Linked DNA regions of Homo sapiens: region 2 is linked to region 1. Evidence: chromatin loops called from intact Hi-C (ENCODE). Cell type or tissue: tibial artery. All regions are shown on one strand. Each heading gives the region's core, and the rest is flanking DNA. Links, peaks and the distances in the headings are about the cores only. Region 1 has its middle 19 kb from the start of DDR2. Region 2 overlaps DDR2 (discoidin domain receptor tyrosine kinase 2).

Region 1 (11,230 bases), core at 1,549-9,548:
TCACTGTTGCTCAGGCTGGAGTGCAGTGGCATGATCTTGGCTCACTGCAAGCTCTGCCTCTTGGGTTCACGCCATTCTTCTGCCTCAGTCTCCCCAGTAGCTGGGACTATAGGCACCCACCACCATGCCCAGCTAATTTTTTGTATTTTTTAGTAGAGACGGGGTTTCACTGTGTTAGCCAGGATGGTCTTGATCTCCTGACCTCGTGATATGCCCGCTTTGGCCTCCCAAAGTGCTGGGATTACAGGCGTGAGCCACTGTAATCAATTTTGTAAAGTTAAAAATATTTCATAGGCTGGGCACAGTGGCTCACACTAGTAATTCCAGCACTTTGGGAGGCCAAGGGGGGCAGATCACTTGAGGTCAGAAGTTTGAGACCAGCCTAGCCAACATGGTAAAACCCTGTCTCTACTAAAAATATAACAATTAGCCAGGCGTGGTGGTGTAGGCCTGTAGTCCCAGCTACTTGGGAGGCTGAAACAGGGAATCACTTGAACCCAGGAGGCAGAGGTTGCAGTGAGCCGAAATTGCACCACTGCATTCCAGCCTGGGCAACAGAGCAAGACTCTGTCTAATCAAAACAAAACAGAAACAAACCCAAAAAACTTCATAGATAGTGTGCATACTTCATGTTAATCTCATTAGAGGCACATAAATTCAGTTCTTGTTCAGCCTAACAAGATAAAGAGTATCTCTGTGTTCTTATAAAGATATTTTAAAATCAGTCCTCTGAAAATAGATTAATAAAATATTAAAATCACCTAGGGTCACTATGGAATAAAGAAATCCTAATTTAAAGAGGAAATAGTGGCCCTTGATCCAACTATTTAATATGGCCTTAGTAGAATTAGCTGTATTTAGGGCAAGTCAGACTTTATTGTGAAATGTAATAGGTGTCTGCATTCTCTTCATTTTAATCAAAGAAACTTAAATGGCTTCTTTTCTTCCACATGTCCTATCCTTGACAAGATGGGCAATATCACTAAGGGGCCTGGTTTTCTATTATCTGATGCTAGGAAGTATAAACTTGTACTTACTGTTCTTGTTTCTCTTTTATCTGTGTATCTTTGCCATTCTGTTTTCTCAATGAATAGTATGTTCTCTCCCATTCAGGTACCTTAATGGTGTCTATTTTATTTTATTGCTGCATAACACCACATATTTATTTTTTAGTTTCTAAAGATTAGTAATCCAGGAGTGGCTTAGCTGGATAGTTCTGTCTCTGGTTCTCTCATGAGGTTGGAGTCAAGCCATCAGCCAAGGCAGAAGTCATCCAGACTGCACTGGGGCTGAAGACCGTGATGCCAAGCTCACTCACGTGGCCTTTGGTAAAAGGCCTCAGTCCTGTGCCATATGGACCTCTCCATAGGACCTCATGACAAGGAAGCTGGCTTTCCTCAGCACAAGTGACCCAAGCAAGAGAGACAGCAGCAAGATAGAAGCCAGTGTCTTTTATAATTAACCTCAGAAGTGACATAGCATCATGTCTATAATACCATATTGGTCAACTATTGTACAATAAGTGACTACTCAAGGGTATAAATACTGGAAGGCAGAGATTATGGGGACCCATCTTAAAGGCTGGCTTCCACAAACTTAGGTGTAAAATTCTTAACACAATTTTAGCAAATAGAATTCAACAATATATTAGATGGATAATATAACAAAGTGGGGTGTAGCCCAGGAATGCATGGTTGGCTTAACATTTGAAAATTAATAAGGAGAATTCAATATATTAACAGACAAAAAGACAAATTATAGATTTAGGAAATACATTTCTCAAAATCCAACATCCTTTCCTTATAAAATTTTAGTCTCATGACACTAGGGATAGAAGGAATAGATGTGATAAACAAAGGTCATGTTTGCAAACCTACATTTTACTATCACACTTAATGGTAAAAGACTTGTGTATTTCCCCCCCAAAATCAGGAACAAGGCAGTATGTTCTTTTTTGCTACCTCTATTCAATGTTGTATAGAAGTTATACCCAGTAAAATAAGGCAAGAAAAACATATAGGTATCTACATTGGAAAGGAATAAATAAATCTGTCTATTTGAAGATGACATGATTATCTACCTTGAAAATCCTGTGGGATCTGCATGCAAGTTATCAGAGCTAATAAGTTTAACAAGGTTGTGGGATACAAGATCAACATACAAAAATCATTTGTATTTCTATATTCTAGCAACAAATAATTAGACATTAAAATTTAGAAAATCAACATCATTTATAGTAATGTTAAAACATGAAATGCTTATGGGTAAATCTGACTAATATGTGAAGGACCTGTACATTGAAAAGTACAAAATGTTGTTGAGTAAAATTACAGAAGTAGATGAGAAGATTTGGTGTTAAGATGTCAGTTCTCCCCAAAATGATCTATAGATGACAAGGTAGACAAATATATCAATGAGACAGAATAGATAATCGATAAATAGACTAATCTAGAAATAGACAATACATATATTGTCAATTTGAGTCCGGGCGTGGTGGCTCACGCCTATAATCTCAAGATTTTGGGAAGCTGAGGTAGGAGGATCACTTGAAGCCGGGAATTCAAGATCAGCCTGGTCAACATAGTGAGACCCCCCATCTCAGAAAAGAAAAAGAAAGGAAAGAAAGGAAGAAGGAAGGAAGGAAAAGAGGGAGGAAGGGAGGGAAAGGAAGGAAAGGAAGAAATAAGTATATTGTCAATTCATTTTCAACTAAGGTGCAGAGACATTTCAATGGAGAAAAATAGTATTTTCAACAAACGGTGCTGAAACAATTAGATATCCATCTTCAAGAAAGTAAACTTATACATACCTTGCACCAAATATAAAAAGTAATTTGAAATAAAGCATAGACCTAAATGTAAAACCTAAAACTATATAAAACTTCTAGAAGAGGCTGGGCGTGGTGGCTCATGCCTGTAATCCCAGCACTTTGGGAGGCCGAGGGGGGTGGATCACGAGGTCAGGAGATCAAGACCATGCTGGCTAACATGGTTAAACCCTGTCTCTACTAAAAAAATACAAAAATTAGCCTGACGTGGTGGCATGTGCCTGTAGTCCCAGCTACTCGGGAGGCTGAGGCAGGAGAATTGCTTGGACCTGGGAGGCAGAGGTTGCAGTGAGCTGAGATCGTGCCACTGCACTCCAGCCTGGGCTACAGAATGAGACTCTGTCTCAAATAAATAAATTAAAAAAAAAAAAAAATAGAAGATTTGTATAGGTACTTCAATAAAGAAGGTAAGCTGATAGCAAATGAGCACACAAAAAGATGCTAAACGTCATTAGGGAAATGGAAATGCAAACCATGATGATGAGGTACCCTGACACATCTATTAAAATGTGTAGAATTAAAAGGACTGATCATACAAGGCGTTGACCAGGATACAGAACTCTCACAGATTGTTGGTGCCAAGATAAAATGGCATAGCCATGTTGAAAAGAAGTTTGGCAGTCCCTTAAAAGTTAAATATAAATTTGGCAGCCAGGTGCGGTGGTTCACGCCTGTAATCCCAGCACTTTGGGAGGCCGAGGCTGGTGGATTACCTGAGGTCAGGAGTTCGAGACCAGTCTGGCCAACATGGCGAAACCCCATCTTTACTAAAAATACAAAAAAATTAGCCAGGCATGGTGGTGCATGCCTGTAATTCCAGCTACTCGAGAGGCTGAGGCAGGAGAATCACTTGAACCTGGGAAGTGGAGGTTGCAGTGAGCAGAGATTGCGGCACTGCACTCCAGCCTGGGTAAGAGTGAGACTCCATCTTGAAAAAAAAATTTGCATCTTGCCTAGCAATAATATTGGAAGAAAAGCCAGGCACAAAAGAGTATCCATTTCATTATTCCATATATATGATCAAGAATTGGCAAAACTAATCTATGATGGAAAAGGCTAGAAGAGTCAAGTTCTATGGAAGGGGTATCTATTGAGGGAGAACCACAAGGGAGCCTCCTGAGTGCTGGATATATCTGTATTTTTATCAGCTGTGGCAACAGATACATTTCTAAAAATTAGGCTGAACACTTAAAATTTGTTTTTAATGTTATGCCTCAATTAAAAAGAAAAAAGTATATGCATTTTGAAGTTTGAAAATATATTTTAAAATAATTAATTGATTAAAGAGAGAGTTTAAATAACTTATTCAAGACTTCATAACTAGCGGATGGTGAGTGAGGATTAAAATCCAGGTCTGTCTGGCTCTGAGATCCCTGCTTTGAATTATTAGGCTGGTGCAAAAGTAATTGTGGTTTTTGCCATTGAAAGTAATGGCAAAATACTACCATTGTTGCAATTAATACTATGCTATGCTGCTACCCACCACACCTTCTAATCCCAACAACATTCTGAAAAATGCTATACATACCAACCATGGCTTTTGAAAGAGTAAAGGTATAAAATAGTTGGGTTTATAATTTTTAAGCTATCAGAATTGAGGAGCAATGGAAAATAACTATGAATGAAGAGAGAGCAAATATTTTTAGTGAATTTCACAATTAGCAGTTTGGGAAAAGGGCCCATTGGTATGAGACGGCTCAGCCTGTGGTATCCGAGGAGGAAGGGTCAAAAGCACAAAGAGAGAGAGTGCCAGATGGTGATCAGGGCCAGATGGCTGTCGCCAGGGTCATGCTCAAGCTAGTGCGAATTAAGAAGAATCACAATAAGCTTATGCAACACCAGCCCAAAGCCAATTATTGTTCTTGGACTTAGGGTATATTTCCTCTTTATTTATAGGAAAGTGTATGTTTGTATGTGTGTGTTTGTATATGGGGGGGTTGTGTTTGCAGGGGATGGCAAAGAGCAGTTCTGGGAATAATGAATCAACATTTGAAAGTAGAGTTGGGCTATACTTAGGTGAGTGTAATTGTTTCAGTGGAAAAGTTTTTCTCACATTCTTTCCCTTCCCTTTATTATATTCTCGTAACATACTGAAGGGCAGTGCATTTGGCAGGCTGAATTTGGCACTGCTCAGACAGCCTCAGTAGAGCAAAGGGCCTGAGGACACTAAATTCTATCCGGTCCCATTTACAGAGCTGTTGGGCAATGAAATGGTGCTCTTGATAACTTGCTTCCAGGGGGTGAGAAGCAGAAAACCACAACCTACGGTTCCTGTCTTGGGTTGCAGGTGGAAGTTGAGAGCCCTACCCCTGCATAACAAAGTTGTAAGACTAACTGCTTTGCTTATTGGCGTATTCTTAATCAGAGACAAGAATATCCAAATAGTGATCAAATTAAAGGCCCATAGTACTCTTTGGTTAACGTTTATTAGTAGCAAGCTATTTTTGTCTCACTCTTCTATCCTCGTAACCAAATTTGGTTGGGCTTCCAAAAATGATACTCCAGGGTCTTGTTTCTGGAGCTGTCTGGAATCCTCTGGAATGTGGCAGCAGCCCTCAGCCCCACTGCCTGTCCTACCCTAATCTGCCCTGCTGTCAGGGGGGCTTGCATAAGCATAAGTTGAGGGTAATGATGAGCTAATATCTGAAGCCATGGAGCAGAATGTATTTGCTTAAGCCGGGTTTTATAGCTTGATTTTTCACTTATTTTCTGAGTGTATTATAGGCTAGTTTCTGTGAGTCGGCTGCCTTCCTGGGGGCCTTGTCCCGGCTGGGCATGTTTAACTGTTTTTTGTAGCCTTTCCCGCAAGGCTATTTCTGTGCAGTAGAGGGCAGTATTTTCAAATGCTCAGGTATTAGCGCCTCAGCCTTAGGAGAATGTTTAGCCCAGGTCCAAGTTACACAGGGTTGAGTAAAAGCCCACCTGCTTGACCGTCTGAGAAATGCTGACATCATCCATACCTCGATCCTCTGTGTCCTACCAGCAGATGAAGGGCACCCAGGTTCATTAATAGAAACTTGGAAATGCAGAGAAATAGCATATTTAAAATGACCTCTTTTCGAATGCAGCTGCTATTGTTTCTGTGTATTTTTCTCTTAGGTATTTCTTTTCTATGTACCTTAAAGAGTGCATAAATAGCCGGGCGCGGTGGCTCACGCCTGTAATCCCAGCACTTTGGGAGGCAGAGGGGGGCAGATCACCTGAGGTCGGCAGTTCAAGACCAGCCTGACCAACATGGAGAAACCCCGTCTCTACTAAAAATACAAAATTAGCCGGGGTGGTGGCACATGCCTGTAATCCCAGCTACTCGGGAGGCTGAGGCAGGAGAATCACTTGAACCCGGGAGGCGGAGGTTGCGGTGAGCTGAGATCGCGCCATTGCACTCCAGCCTGGGCAACAAAAGCGAAACTCTGTCTCAAAAAAAAAAAAAAAAAGTGTTTAAATAGTTAACAGTATAGCAAAAACATTTCCTCATATTGTGTAATTAATATTTATAAGTCTACTTTTTATTTGCTGAATCATGTTTATTCAGGTGGATTTGTTAACCTTTTACTTAGTGTTGAACATTAATTTTTTTCTTCCAGCTTTTTGATAATATAAATAATGCTGTGACAAATATTTTTTAATAAGAGGCTTTCCATATTTATAAGTATTTCCTGAGTATGGATTCCCAGACATAGAATTATTTGGTCAAAGAATATAAATATTCTTAAAGCTCTGATTACTGTTTTTTTTTGCATTGCTAGGGAATTTTACTAATTTATACTTTTGCCAGTTGTCTTAGTTTTTTTTTATTGCTGCCATAACAAATTACCACAAACTTAGTGGTTTAAACTACACAAACTTAATTATCTTATATTTTTGCAGGTCAGAAGTCTGGTACAGGTCCCATCAGGCTAAAATCAGGTTGTTGTCAGGGCTGAGTTTCTTCCCATAGGCTCTAGGGAAGGAAGAATCCGTTTTTTTTTTTTTTCGCTGATTCAGGTGGCAGCATGGAGTTCCATGGGGTTGTGGGACTGAGGCTCCTGTTTCCTTGTTGGCTGTTAGTTGGGGCTGTCCGTAGCTCCCCCACGCCGCTCTCTGGTCCTTGCAGATGGCGCCTACATCTCAGAACCAGTAATAGGGTATTGAATCCTTCTCATGCTGCCATTTTCAGACTCATTCTGTTGCTTTTGGTTGTTGTATCTCTCTGACCCAGCGGGAAAGGTTCTACGTTTTTAAGGGCTCATGGGATTAGACAGGACCACTCAGATAACCAACGATAATCTTCCTATTTTAGGGGCCTTACGCTTAATCCCATCAGCAGAGTCCCTATTGCCATGCAAGGTAACATATTCTCAGGTTCTGGGGATTAGGACATGGATAACTCTGGGGGCCATTATTCTTCCTACCCCACCAACAATACACAATTTTTTATTTCACCAAATCTTAACTTCACCAGATATTATAAACACTTGTGTAATAATTTGATAGACAAAAAGATTTAAATAAGAATTTAAACATGTATTTTTGTTTAGTTGTGAAGATGAACATTTTTTGTGCTTTACACAGTTACTTTTGTTTATGTCTTTCTTGTTGACAGAAGAAACATATCTTTTCTGTCATTTCCCTGCCAGTTCTACTTATTGCTTGGACTTTAATACATTTTTTCTTCTTGAAATCACATTTGCCTCTTTTTTGTTTATTCTTCATTTGCTTCAATCATCCTCAAACAATGTCCCACAAAGGGAGAATGAAAACCAAATTTCCTGAGTTCTTGGAAACTTTATTCTCATATTTGATAGATATTTTGACAGGGTAGATACTTTTAAGTTTAGGAGAATTTTTCTTTAGGAGTTTAATGGTCTTGCTTCATTGGCTCCAAGCATCCATTATTGTTCATGAAAAGCCTGATGCTAGTCTGATTCCTATTTGTAGGTAAACTATTTTTTCCTTCTCTGGAAGGCTTAAGAATCTTTTCTGTATCTTGGGAGACATGAAATTTCACAATGATATTCCTAACAGAGAGTGTGTACTCTGATAGCCCCCCTTCTTTTTCTGATAGATTCTTCTGATATTAACTAATTAATGTAAATGTTTTTATTATGGAAAATTTAAAGCACATGCAAAAGAAGATAAAATAGTGTAATAAACCTACATACATTATGTATCACTCACCCAACCTCGATAATGATCAATTTATTGCCAGTCTTGTTTCATCTCAACCATTTGCTGCCCTTACTAACCCAGTACCTTTTTTTTTTTTTTTTTTTTTTTTTGAGATGGAGTCTCGCTCTGTCACCCAGGCTAGAGTGCAATGGTATGATCTTGGCTCACTGCAACCTCCGCCTCCCAGGTTCAAGCGATTCTCCTGCCTCAGCCTCCTGAGTAGCTGGGATTAGCAATTAATTATTTCAGTTTTAAGAACTCTGGTAATATCTTAATTTCTTCTTCATTATGAAGGATAGTTTTGCTGACATGGAATTCTCAATTGACATTCTTTTTCTTTCAGCACCTTGAATATGTTATACCACTGCCTTCTGACCTCCATGGTATCTGATGAGGAGTCAGTATTTAGTGTTATTGAGGATATCCTTTATCATTTTATCATGCATGGTTTTTTTTTTTTTTTTTTTTTTTTAGGAGTTTCGCTCTTGTTGCCCAAACTGGAGTGGAATGGGGCAATCTTGGCTCTCTACAACCTCCACCTCCCTGGTTCAAGCAATTCTCCTGCCTCAGCCTTCTGAGCAGCTGGGATCATTGTTCTCATGATGCTTTCAAAATTATCTTTTAGTTTTGGGCATTTAATAATTTGACTATAATGGCTCTAGGTTTAGATCTTTTAAATTTATTCTACTTGGAGTTCATTGAGCTTCTTGGATGTGAAGAATAATATTTTTAATTAAATATCAAATTTTCTTGGGCATTATTTTCTTATGCATTCTTCCTGCCCTATTTTCTCTCTTCTTCCAGGACTCCCATTATACATATGTTGGTATGCTTGATGGTATCCCACAGACCACCATTTATAATAGCTTATTTAAGGTCTTGACTAGTAAGTTCGATATCTGGGTTTTCTCAAGGACAGTTTTTTTAACCAGTTTGTTTCTCTTGTGGGAGCCATACTTTCCTTCTTGTAAGCATGTTTCTTTTCTTTTGTTTTTTTTAAACTGGACAATTTGAATGATACATTGTGGCAATCCTGAAAATCAGGTTTTCCCTCTCCTCAGAGCTTGTTGTTGTTGCTGTTTGTATATTTAGTGACTTTTCTTGATTAATTTTGCAGTCTGAACTCTTTGCATGTGCAGCCACTGAAATTTCTGCTATGGTAACTTAGTGGTCAGCTAATGACTGGACAGATTTTCTTAAATATTTTGAACCAAAAATTCTCCACTCTTTGCTGAGGGGTTCTCTGTGTGTTTTGGGGTGCACCTCCAATGCATTGGCCAGAAATTTACAACTGTTTTTTAGTCTTCACTTTCTGCTTGCACAGAGCCTAAAGGTCAGAGGTGAGAGCATAGGTCCTTTTCAGGTCTTTTCTGGACAGACTCATGGACTTGTACATGTTTATGGCCTTCTAGATTACCAAGAATATGTAGGACCTTTTCAAAGTCCTCTATGGCTGTATAAATATCCAGCTTTTTCTTTTAAGTTTTTTGGCCAACTTCTTGCTTGCCCCAACTGGTATTGCTGCCCTAGGCCACTGCAGTTTTAAACCATTGCCACTGATTGTTTTTGACAAACATCTTGGGGATAAGACTTTTTACTAAGTGAGATCTGAATCAGGTTAAATAGAGACAAGCCCTGAGGGGAGACAGGTAAAATAGTAATAATTTTCTGGGGATAGTATTTTAGGGGAGCTCCGAACCTTCTTCCACCTCTCATGGCTGTTAAGTGACTGTTTTTTTTTTTTTTCCCAAGCTATCATGTTTTTGAGGCTGCTGTAGAGCTGGGCAGAAGGGGATGAGAATAGACCAAGTTAAAACTTCATAAAGCTCATTGTTTTTACCTAGTTTCAGCTGTTTTTCTTTAATAAATTCTCCTCAGTTTGTTGCAAGCCTTTAGTTAACATTCAGAGTTCTAAATAAGTTTATTTTGATAATTTCTTCAGTGTTTTTTTTTTGTTTTGTTTTGTGGAGGAATAGATTTTCAGAGGTGCTTACTCCAGCATCCTGGAGGCGCTTCTCCTTTTGGTGACATTTAAATGCAATCTCATGTGGAAGGAGGTAAAAATGCATGTAAATATGATATCTTGAAATGACTAATTTTTAAAAACTGTATTTTCATATTTCTTTTATTCCTGTGAGATACTAGCTACAACACATCTCACACAGGCAAATTATTTTATAGTTATGGTTCAAGGTTTGCAAACATGGAGTGTTAGCTTAAAAAAGAACGCATCTCATGATGTATTTTGAAAAAAAACAAAAGTTAGTGGATGGTCATACACCCATATGCCCTTTTATCAAAGGATGCCATTTAGAAGACACAAATATTTTTCTCTCTTGACAATTTTTTTTTGATCACACACAGGAATTATCATTATAGGGTTTTATTTTTATTGGTGGACAAAACCAAGCATCAAATTTTATGGTTCAGATTAAATAATTATAACCAATGGTTATCTGAGAACCGTGATTCTTTTAACCTTTGTTTATCCTACTTGATTTAGGTGAATGAACCAAAAAGGATTTAATAAGTGATGAAGTTGGACCCAGCACTTTACTGTACCCTTGTAGGAATACAAGAGATGAGGCCCAGAGGCCCCAGTCTTTGCTGTCTTTTAAAAATCTCCTAACATATTCTGTCTTTTCTTATTCCCCATGATCTTCAGAATATTCTCTACAGAAAAAAGCAGTTTAACTTATGAAGAAAAACTCTACCTAGTATTTACAAATCAGCCCTTGACTGAAAGCATAATAAAAATATCAATTTTCAGTTGGCAGACCAAATAAAAGTTCTATTTTTGACATTTTTCCTTATGTTTTTCAAATGTGCAACTAAAATTGTTATGATAGTTTCACATTTCCATAATCCATTTCTTTCTTTTTTTATATTGGATCTGTTTAGGTCCCCAAACCCAGAATACCAATTTTATTTTCATCTGATTCCTCTTTTTTTCAAGAAAACTGCAAATTAAGTCCTTTTATTTTATTCCAAAAACCAGCTTCCTTTCTTTCCTCCATCCCTGGTTTCTCAAATAATTGCTCCTTTGTGAAGAACCGAACAATAGCAAACCACTGGTAATCTGTTACTGGTTTAAGTCCTATATTTAACCAGCAAATTGTTTAATCAGAAACATAATCTGACCTATTGGGTAACCAAGTTTTGTTTAATATATCTGAGAATAATGCGTTCTTGTTTAGCTTTCCATACACAATGGAGGACTTTTAGTATAAAATCGGATGCACCAAAATTATATCA
Region 2 (11,230 bases), core at 1,990-9,989, 170 kb after region 1:
TGTCAGTGCCAACCAGCCTGTCCTGGTGGCTGTGAAAATGCTCCGAGCAGATGCCAACAAGAATGCCAGGTCTGTGGTCTACATTTTGAATTTTCCTTTAGGTATTTCATCTTTAGGACCAGGAATACTCCTGGATACTTCTGAGCAATTTTTTCTTTTGAGATGGGAAGGTCAGTGAGCTGCCTCCCATTTCCACTGTTATCCTTTTTCTTATTCCGATGGGGTCGGCAGTCCTCATCTTTTTCTCCACCTCTCTCAAACACAAAGGTACATTTTCCATTGTACTTGCCACATATTTACTTCCTAACCCCCTGTGCACAAGCACTGTACTTGTTCCCAACATATACAACTGTCTAAATGTGTACTTCTTTGGTCTTTATACACAGACATACTCCTGCATGTCATTACCTCCTCTTGACAAAGTCTTCAGAATCACACATGACTTTCTTGCTAAGCCTCTTCCAGTCTCCTTTTTTCACATTTCTATTTATTTTCTCATCCCTTTTTTCTCTTTTATGCTCCTTTTCTTCTATTTGAGCAACCCTCAAAATGAGAAGCTACCTCTATTTGGAAAATTATCTATGAACCTCAAAGCAAAAGGATCCACAGTTCTCTAGCAGTTTTCCAAACTGGCTAATAATCTCTTGGATCTTTTTCTACATAAATTGCAGTTTCCAGCCACACTTCATTGTCTGACAGCCTTTCCATTACAATAATGGTGAGTTAATCCTCACCCAGAGAGACAAGCTGGTTGAAAGCTGGCTGTATGTGTCCCAGAGAAATCTCCACACCTGGATAACATATGCATTTTCCCATTTGTGTTGTCTTGATTTGTCTCACTGATATTCATAGTGAAAAAAAGTTTATTATTCTTATTTTCCAAATTATCATAAATTCCAAGAATGGTGATAGACTTCATTAAAAGTCTTGCAATGGACAAGATGTAAGATAAAGAAGAGAGAAAGGTGAGGAAATGAAACTGGAGGCTTTAGAAATTTAACTGATAATTTCAATCTTTAAGATACTGGTAAGAATAAAAAGTGACATTCTCTGGGTCTTATAGAGAGACGAAGTATTTCTTATATTAATCTTAGCACATGATTGGAGAAAGTGGCATGAGGGGAAACAAAACCAAACCAAACCACAGGACATAGGATATGACAAAGCCTTTCTCCGTTGTTCCGATCGGTGAAGTTTGCCATTCCTCCACCTGTGTCCTTAGCAATGATGGATGGCCATGACTGCAAACCCTCCCAAGCCATGGAAACCCCTGGTTTGAGACGGAAGGGGGAATGAAAGAGGGGAGGTGTTGCATCAGGACGGCATTGATTCCAGTGGTTTATATTGACGTAGTATGACTTCCAGTCCAGGATTCCTAGCAAACTCTTGGAGGGCTTATAACTCATCTGCTCCAACAGTTTTGGGAATGTGGGCTAGAGGCCTCACTAACAAAATCTTGCTACTTTATGACCCAAGGGTGTCTGTCACCATGTACTCAAACAATTATTAGTCTTGGTCAAATGAATACTTCTTTTGACATGATTACCACCACAGCCTTTAAAGAGCTCTGTTTTCGACAGGCTACTAAATACATGTTGCAACTGACTGATGGTTCGTACTGCATTAAGAAAAGTCAGTATGAGAAAATAAAGAGTAATCAGATAAGCCAAAGATGGTTGTTCACATCATACAAAGTTTCTTCACTAGTAATAGAGTGACTCCATGGCTTTAAAAAAAAAAAGGTAAATATCCTCGTGCACTTAAGATATGATTTTCAGTGAAACATTTTACTCTGTAGAGTGGTTTTTAGCAGCCTATTTTTGATTCAGCAAATATTAATCACTTTCTGTGTGGCAGGGATTTTGTTAGATGTGAGGGATAGAAATGTGAATAAGTCATGGATCTTGTTCTCAAAAACATTACAATTGAATAAGGGCCCATGATATTTCAGGAGGAATAGAATGAGACAGATCCAGGTGTCAATTTCTCTGTCCTCTCAAAAGTTATCCAAAGGGAAACAAGATTTGGCATAATGTCCAGGAATAGGCCTTGGTGTGCATTCTTCTCTCTCTTGATTCTGACTCTGGCAACTTCTGAGTTTATCTATGTCTGTATCCTCCCAAGGAATGATTTTCTTAAGGAGATAAAGATCATGTCTCGGCTCAAGGACCCAAACATCATCCATCTATTAGCTGTGTGTATCACTGATGACCCTCTCTGTATGATCACTGAATACATGGAGAATGGAGATCTCAATCAGTTTCTTTCCCGCCACGAGCCCCCTAATTCTTCCTCCAGCGATGTACGCACTGTCAGGTAAACAAGCCAGGTCTTCCTTCTCCTCCCTGTGGTCATGAGAGTAACCTGGGATCTGAAAATAGGGAGCAGTGAGCCTTAAAGTGTATCAATGTTCTGGGATGGTGGGGGAAGTCAGTGTGCAGGGAATAATGGAGCAGCTGCCCTTTGGGGAAACGCAAGGGATTCATCAAGAGTAGAGAAAGAATGTTGAGCTTTCAACCCTAGTTTGTTGATACCATTTTAGAATGTGTACCTTTCACATCTTCCTGTTTCCATAGGCTACCTTCTGTCTTCTTGTCTATTTCCTCAGTTACACCAATCTGAAGTTTATGGCTACCCAAATTGCCTCTGGCATGAAGTACCTTTCCTCTCTTAATTTTGTTCACCGAGATCTGGCCACACGAAACTGTTTAGTGGGTAAGAACTACACAATCAAGATAGCTGACTTTGGAATGAGCAGGAACCTGTACAGTGGTGACTATTACCGGATCCAGGGCCGGGCAGTGCTCCCTATCCGCTGGATGTCTTGGGAGAGTATCTTGCTGGTAAGTTCTCAGCATTTTAAAGCCCTGTCTAACAACTGGCTTGTGGGCTCACATGCATGACACGTGGAGACAAACCTGAGACAGCAGGAGGCAAACTCAATAGACTGTAGTATTTTCTCTGATTTGAAATTATTTTCTTTGTGTACTAATTCTTATTATTTAATGCTTGCCTATTTCTGCTAAAAAATTAACACACATAAAAATTTAGGGAGAGAAGTTAAAAAGTATAAGAGATTTATTATCTTTGTTTCTCTTTATCATTTCTACCTAGTGATTGTTCTTAATTTAAGATATTAAAAACCTTATCATTTAAAGAAATGTTACCTATACAAAATATTTTCTTCTCCATTAGTTTCATAAGCATGTTTCTCATAATTACATAGACTAATTCCTATAATTGTATTTCAATACTTTTCAACATGTTCTTTTTAAGTTCATCATTCTTTGCTTTATAATTTTTATTTGATTCTTGATATTCCATACCATAAGTGAGTAATTTTTCCCAAATATCTCTATTAGAGGTATATTTTCTGTCCATGCATACCTGAGACTTTTTATTGTTGATTTTATAACCACTCAGCTGATTTATAGACTCATTAGACTATACACTTTTACTTCCTACAATGCCATGTACATGTTATTTTATCTTTTTTCTTGTGTGACATTGCAGAGAAAAGTCTGAGACCAATTTGGTTTTGTTCATTTATGATTAATCTGCTTATTTCCTGCTAATATTCTTATAGGATTTGTAAATTAATTTTGAAATAAAAAATGTATAGTTATTCCCTTGCACTCACCAGGATAACCACTATCAATACTTTGGTATATTTTCTTAGAGGATTTTTTTCTATACATATATTTTTTCTATGCATGCAATTTTTTTTCTGTGCATGCATTTATATACATATGTACATATATGTAATTTATATTACATAATTGGGATGACACTATGCCATACAATTCTCTATCTCTATTTTTAACTTAACATTTTATTATCTGCATAATATTCCATGTGTAGATATATACTATAACTTAATAATGCCTCTATAATTTGATATTTAAGTACTTTCCAATTTCCTGCTATTATGAATGATGCTGTGATGTACACCAGTTTACATAAATCCTTATAAAGATCTTTTTCACCTATATATGTGAATTGCTATATTTTACCCATTTCTAATGGGATAGTTAGGCATTACTCTCCCTAAAGGTATTATATGGTGTTCAAAACAATATATTAGACTGACATTCAGAGGACCTTGGTTCAAATCCAGTTTTTCCACTACTAATGGTCTTATTAACCAGAAGAATTTGGGAAACCTCTCCTGTTTCATTTTTCTGATCTAAAAAATAAGGATAACTGGCATGGTGGTATGTACCTGTAGTCCCAGCTACTCAGGAGGCTGAGGCAGGAGGATGAAAATCTGGGCTGCGCTGCGCTATGACAATTGGGTGTCCTCACTAAGTCTGGCATTAATATGGTCACCCCTAGGAGCAGTGGACCACCAGGTTGCCTAAAGAGGGATGAGCCAGCCCAGGTCAGAAACAGAGGAGGTCAAAACTCCCGTGTTGATCAGTAATGAGATCAAACGTGTGACTGGCCATTGCACTCCAGGCTGGGCAACATAATGAGACCCCATTTCTCAAAGGAAAAAATATTTAATAATAAATAATATCATCCACTTCACAGTGTGGTTGTCTGTATTGAGTAGAAAATGTGAGTAGTCAATGCATGCTATTTACACCTGAATCTCATTGCTGTCACTTGTTAAAGTCTATCTTTCAACACTGTGATTATCACTGAACTGGTAAATGAGAGTCCTGGATTCACTGCAGGCACTTAAACTAGATTCCTCTATCTCTAACATAAAAACCATTGACTTCCCATTCAGATTTTGCCTTTCTCAGGAGCATTTTCCCAAGGCTACCCTAGAGTTGAAAGGTTGACCTAACACTCAGTTGCAGAGTCAAATAGCTTATGGCTGCGTTTTTTTCAGCTCTTGGATCTCATCCCCAGAGAAACAGAACCAAGCTGAGATCATGAGAATGAAAGAATGGGCTGTTTCTAAATACTCCATGCACATCTTGGCATTTTCAGAATTCCTTGCCTGTGGTGGGGGAAGGGGTATAGCTGCAGATTATGAAATTTAACAGGGTGTTGTTGTGCACAGGTTATTCTGATTTCCCATTCTTTTCTTTACTTAAATAGGGCAAGTTCACTACAGCAAGTGATGTGTGGGCCTTTGGGGTTACTTTGTGGGAGACTTTCACCTTTTGTCAAGAACAGCCCTATTCCCAGCTGTCAGATGAACAGGTTATTGAGAATACTGGAGAGTTCTTCCGAGACCAAGGGAGGCAGGTAAGAACTGTTGGGGATGAATGGATGTGGACCTGTGTACCTTGAAGGATGGAGAATGGCAAGTCCTGCCTTAGCAGGAGTGGGCCGAGATGGAAGACAGACTATCCAGGTGTTAGTCTTTGTCACTAACTATCCAGATGATGTGAAAGACCAGTATCCTCCCCAGGCATCCATACACTTTGCTTTATCTATGTGTCAACTCATTGACTCTTGGAGAGCATAAAGGGTCATGTCAGGTTTCTCCCCAGCTCAAAGGTAGCAGGAAACAAAGTCCTATCTCTCATGATTTATCTATTTCTTGATCTAGACCATGTGGTTTTTCTTCTGGGTCAAAAAATAAAAGTGTAAAAGGGATGTATTAGCATTCATTAAAAATATAGCTTAGTATAAGAAATGGGGTTGGTTTTGACTATCTAGCAATGTTTCTAGACTTGGATGTCTGAAAATGGGCAGATATATCCTAAACTTGTTGCTCTTGGAAGGCATCTCTGGGCCCAGTATTGTGACATCTCAGGACTCAGGGAAAGATGAGTTCCCAAGCTCCCCAGGAGTCTCAATTCCTAGCCAAGATACTCCAAGCTTTTTTTTGGGTGGCTTAGATTTAAAATTCCTGTGAGATCTGGAATTTAAAGCTTGCCAGTAACTACAGCACCGCACTTCCCCAAAGGGGCCTGGCAACAGCATACCCTTGGATTATGGTATCTTTACCAGGAAAAGGATAATAGCTGGGGGAAGGATCTTGCAGACAATAAAAAGTGGATCTTCTGTGGCTTGAACAGATCCAAGCAAGCCAAAGATAGATAAGGTATTGACAAGAGATAATACATTATGCATATTAAAAATAAGAGAGGGGTCTGAGAATTTAATTGTATCTTGATACTCTGTAAATATTTTGGCAGCAGGGAGTCTAAATTAGCTATCTTGGTTATGAGGCAATTTGCCTTCTTACTATAGTCAAAGGAAAATTTACTCCTGAGTACATGAGATAAGTGAGTGGGCCAAAGAAAAATGTTGTTTTCTGCCTCTGCCATGATCGGCTCAGCCAAGATGAACTTCAATATGGGTTGCCCATAAATGGAAGATTTGGTCTCTTTTTGGTTGTTTCATCTTTTGCATGAAGGTAGGGACCACATAATGGCCCATCAAAAAATTCTGCTGCAGACAACTGCAGAAGACAAATGGAACAGCTTAGAAAAGGGCTGATATGATTCAGAACTTTCACGAGTAGGAAAAATGGACACTACACCCATTTCAGTTATCAAGTTCAAGAAAGTGGGCAGGGGGCAAATCAAACCATGATGCAAAGATACTTCCCTTTCCCCCGTCTTTGTAATATTCTCTCTCTCTCTCTCTTTTGTTTTCCTTTATTTTTGTTCCCAAAGACTTACCTCCCTCAACCAGCCATTTGTCCTGACTCTGTGTATAAGCTGATGCTCAGCTGCTGGAGAAGAGATACGAAGAACCGTCCCTCATTCCAAGAAATCCACCTTCTGCTCCTTCAACAAGGCGACGAGTGATGCTGTCAGTGCCTGGCCATGTTCCTACGGCTCAGGTCCTCCCTACAAGACCTACCACTCACCCATGCCTATGCCACTCCATCTGGACATTTAATGAAACTGAGAGACAGAGGCTTGTTTGCTTTGCCCTCTTTTCCTGGTCACCCCCACTCCCTACCCCTGACTCATATACACTTTTTTTTTTTTTTACATTAAAGAACTAAAAAAGGAAAAAAAAAAGCCTAGGGCAGATACAATCTAGTAAAAGAAAATCTTTGATATACCAAAGTGTTGGATAACAAAGGCTAGAAAATTCAGATAATTTATAAAGGTTAACTATACTTGTGCTTATAAATGTGCAGATTCTACAATATTTTTCCATGTCATTCTAAAAGAATCTTCAGAAAGAAAAACTTGAAGAATACTAATGTCTTGGGAAACATGAGATTAAGTTTAGGGAAAACACTTGATAGATGTGGAGAATCTGAGGACTCAGAATTCAGCAACTAATCACAGGTGGTTTTCTAATTTGGCCTCTGGACATGTCTCACTGTTTGTATTTCTCTCTCCTGTCAAAGTGAATGATATATTCTTGAAAACCCCCAATTTCTTGAAATGGGTGTTCTGTTCATTCATGGGCAGGGGTCAGGATTGAAGTTCATATATGAAACAACTGGGGATGTAGATAGGAAAGAATGTCTGCTGCAAGAGTGTATGAAGGGGGATTGTCATTTACAAAAAAAAAGTACCTCATGGATGGAAGGATTCATGAATAGATAATGGACATAGGAAAGGAGGTCAATGGAGGACACATAACAGACATGCTATCCACCATTTATTTGTGATTTTGTAAGAGGGTTCTCTTCTTTGTCTTGTTCAGATATTTTCATGTGTGTGTTTTAGTGAGAATCTGAGTTTTTAATCAGTAAAGTCTGATGTTTTGATATCTTGATGTTTTGATGGTAGACTCTTGAGTTCATCTTGTCCAAATCTTCTAGCATTTTCAAGGATGAAGCCTCTGTGGGATCTTTGGGCTTGGGGCTGAATTTCTCAGGCATAAATACCTAATGGCCTTGTCTAAGAGGGAATAGATCTGTTCTGAGTGTCCCCAAAAAAGTTGTCCTAGGAACTGATGTGGAGAAGTTACAGGGAGACTGATTTCCATTCCTTATTGGGGAAAACGAAGCACTCAGAACATACAAGGATAAATGGGCTGCCACCAGAGGTGAGGAGTCTCTTGTCACTGGAGAGGTTAAGATAGAGGCTCAAGAACAATGCAAGGAAAATGGAGGTTTTCAAACACAAAGTGGATGGTGGTATGAGACAATGTTTAATGTCCTTCTAACTCCGAGAGTCCTTGATTCTGGAGAGGCACAGGATGAACATCTGTTGCTACTGCTGAGTATACACACTCTTGCCTCTGAGATGGCGTGACCAGCAGAAAAGAAAGCTCAGGGCTGTGGCTTCAGAATTCATGGAAACAGAGCCACTGTCAAGAAGGAATCTGCTCAGAGCAGATTCTGAGTTTTCACACTCCACAAATCCTCAGATTTAGTGGGAAGCTGGAAAAAGGAACTCTTAATTCCAATTGAGGAGAAACAAGAAAACATTACAAATCAGTTTCCCAAGCTGAGAAGGATTAGCCTTGACCCCTTGGGTCTGCCTCTGTTGCCCTCACCAGTTTACCTTCTACAACAGTTTCTCAGGAACATGTGTATTTCCCCATTCAGCTTTCAGCATTGCTCCACGCCACAGCATAAGCATAGATCCCAAGTCCACAGGCTCCATTTTGCAGGTCATCTTCTGATCCTAGCAAATGTCCTTTCCCCATAGTTGTCCTATGCCTTTGGGCTTTAGTCTATCCCAGGACTAACTGTGGAGAAATCATTGGTTTGAGAGTCAAGAGAGCATTGGTTTGGGAGCTTTAATCCTCTTTCTGCTTCACACTAAGTGTGTCATCTTGGCTAAATCACTTGGTCTTTCTGCATTTTGTTTTCTTATTTATAGGATGAGGAAATTAGATTAAATGGTTTTGAGGTCCTTTCTTGTTCTGATATGTCCAGTACTCACTGGAAAATTGGATCTATAACTGATGGGTTTAGTAATCTGGTCATTTCTTGCTCTGAAAATTGTAGTCAGCAAAAGAGATCATGGAAGAAATCACTGTAATGGTAGTAATAGTAACACATGCCATTTGTATTGTGCCTTAGGTTTACCAGGTGTTTCCAAATACATTAGCATATTTGATATGTGCAGGACTAGATACCTTGGGACCTGCCACACTCCACTTTCAAGATATGTATTAGCTTCATTAGAATTAAAGGGACTTGAACTCAGGACCTGCAGCCTATTCTTCTTTATCCACATGTCTCTGGTAGGGCTACATCCAGATCACACCATGACTTCTTATAGAGCAAGAGAAAATAATATTATTATATCTTCCTTTGCCTAAAATCTCTCCACTTATTCTTTTTTATGATTCTGCACCAGTTCACTGGGTTATTCTATGATTCCATATTTTTTTTAAAAAAAATCATATTTAAAATGAACTTACAATGTCTGAATTTTCCTGGCCTTGAGTCACAGAAGTAATATGTTTCAGATGGCTGCCCAATATGTATTATCATGTAATACATATCTGTGTCCTTTTCTGGGATGAGGAAGGCTTCAACTTCTGGCACTGAGAACTTTGTATTACAGACACAGGTTTAGTTTCTAGCTTAGTCATGCCTTTAGAGTTTAGTAGCACAAATCCATGCAACCCAACAGAATACATGGTGAGGGCCTAGTATGTAGAATTTGAAAGTAGTTCAAATTTGAATTAGAAGAATGAAGCTAGGACTTATTTGGAAAAGGAGATAGAAAAAAAATGATCAGAAACTGTGGGGCCTTATTACCTTTGCAGTAAGTTATCTTCTTCATGATATATGTGAATTATTTTATGTGCAGATTGTGTTTTGGGATTGTCAGATCTAAACTTATATTCTTGCTGGCTAATGTGCTGATAGCCAGGTCTGAAACTTGATGTGCTATCCAGACACATATGATCAGAAAAGATCTAGAGTGCAAAGAGGTGCCTGAGGAGCAAAATGTGGTTTTAATGTTGTGGAAAGATCACTTGCAAGTATATAAGACTGTATAAAGAAGAGGACTGTGTGCAAGTGGGGTGAAAAAAAAGGATACGTGAATGTGCATATGACTGAATAGGGAGGAAGGTCAGGGCTAGAAAGGAGGCTACATAAAAAGGGGCAATGGAGAATGCACAGGAAAGACACAGGGGAAGGTCAAGTCGAGCAAGGTAGAAACAGGAGTAGCTAGAGCCATTGGGAATCCATTTTGAAACAAGAAGGAGTTTTGAAAGGGAATAGGAAAGTAAGTGTCTTGAAGTAAAAGATAAATATGGATGGAGAAAGAAGAAATTCTGGATGATAGAGATGATAAAAATATTTATTAAGAAATGAAGTCAGGTTCAGTGTATGAAATGGAAAGGAATTTTTCAGAATTTTAAGAAAGGGGAAGTTCCTCTTGGAAAAGATATAGCAACCATCGGGGAATGACCTTTTCATTTCAGAAGTGGATGAGGAAGGTGGTGTGAGCATCAGGTATATTCTGGACCATTTCAAGTGCTGGTGAGAAGAAAGGAACTCTTTGCCTGAACTGGGCTTGGTTTTCCAAGTGCTGCTTTGGAAATGAAGACCCAGAGATGCAGAGCTTATGGTAGTTCATAAATCTTCATGTTCTATTATCTTTCATCTGCCAATAAAGTTCATTTTCAATAATGTCCACCATTGCTGTGCCCAGAATAACCACAGGCAAACATCAAAACAATACGCATAAGTTAGACAAGATTAAATCTTGTCTGATATCTGCACAAACAGATATGCACCATGTTGGAAACATGTGTTTTCCTAGTCCCATCCAGGCTTCCCACAAGAAAGCCATGATGTGGGTCTAAACCATATGTTTTGAGTAAAGGAGAATAGAAGAAGGGGAGTGTCCGCAAAATGGAAAGAGATGAAGATGTTCCAAGGAAGTATGCTGAAACAGAACAGTGAATGTTTTGCCCAAAACTACAAAAATAAAAGAAAAAAAGAAAATTGCAATACATGGCTACTAAGTCTTTGATCATAAGTCGAATTTATAGACCTGGAATTTGCCATCCTAGTCTTTCCTTTTTAGTAAGACTTCTGTCCTCTGGCAGTGCATATGGTAGGTCTCTAATGTTTCTTCATCTCCAGGAAGATGCAGATCCTTATTTTTGCTGGGAAATCCTTCTAAATAGAAATGTAACATTTTTATAAAAACAGATTAATGTGTTTTTCACTTAGTAAATGTTTTCAAGAGCTGAATTGAGAAGGAAAGAGACTGGAGTGGTTAATGGTGATTTGATTTCTGGCATTCTGAGTTTTCTGCTACAATTAGCTGCATTACTTGGTGCCAAAGAGCAGTGGGGAATTGTTGAGTTGCTGTATCCTTTAAAAAAAAACAAAAAACTTGTTATTTTGAAAGAACTTAAGGCTCACAAGATGTTA

What was found. Peaks named below come from ENCODE experiments on the same cell type or tissue, not always from the same donor. Only the 100,000 strongest peaks of a DNase experiment are listed, where the experiment ranks them.
Region 2: it touches region 1 in a loop (3-fold over the local background); 9 of 110 quality-filtered maps call a loop at or near these places.

Annotation. Positions count from the first base shown.
Region 1 is chr1:162,608,206-162,619,435 of GRCh38, forward strand. No RefSeq gene overlaps it. Among named protein-coding and RNA genes, the nearest start is that of DDR2, 19 kb to the right of the region's middle. In tibial artery, for the core only: a CTCF peak has its summit at 5,646 (motif pointing right); a DNase peak (open chromatin) is centred at 4,589; H3K27ac peaks cover 2,072 bases.
Region 2 is chr1:162,773,528-162,784,757 of GRCh38, forward strand. It overlaps DDR2 (discoidin domain receptor tyrosine kinase 2), which reads left to right. Exons shown (of 18, transcript NM_006182.4): 14 at 1-69; 15 at 2,125-2,316; 16 at 2,609-2,843; 17 at 5,053-5,202; 18 at 6,585-11,230. The coding sequence ends at 6,719. It also overlaps the pseudogene RN7SL861P. Among named protein-coding and RNA genes, the nearest start is that of HSD17B7, 12 kb to the right of the region's middle. In tibial artery, for the core only: no CTCF peak of the experiment used is centred there; a DNase peak (open chromatin) is centred at 5,717.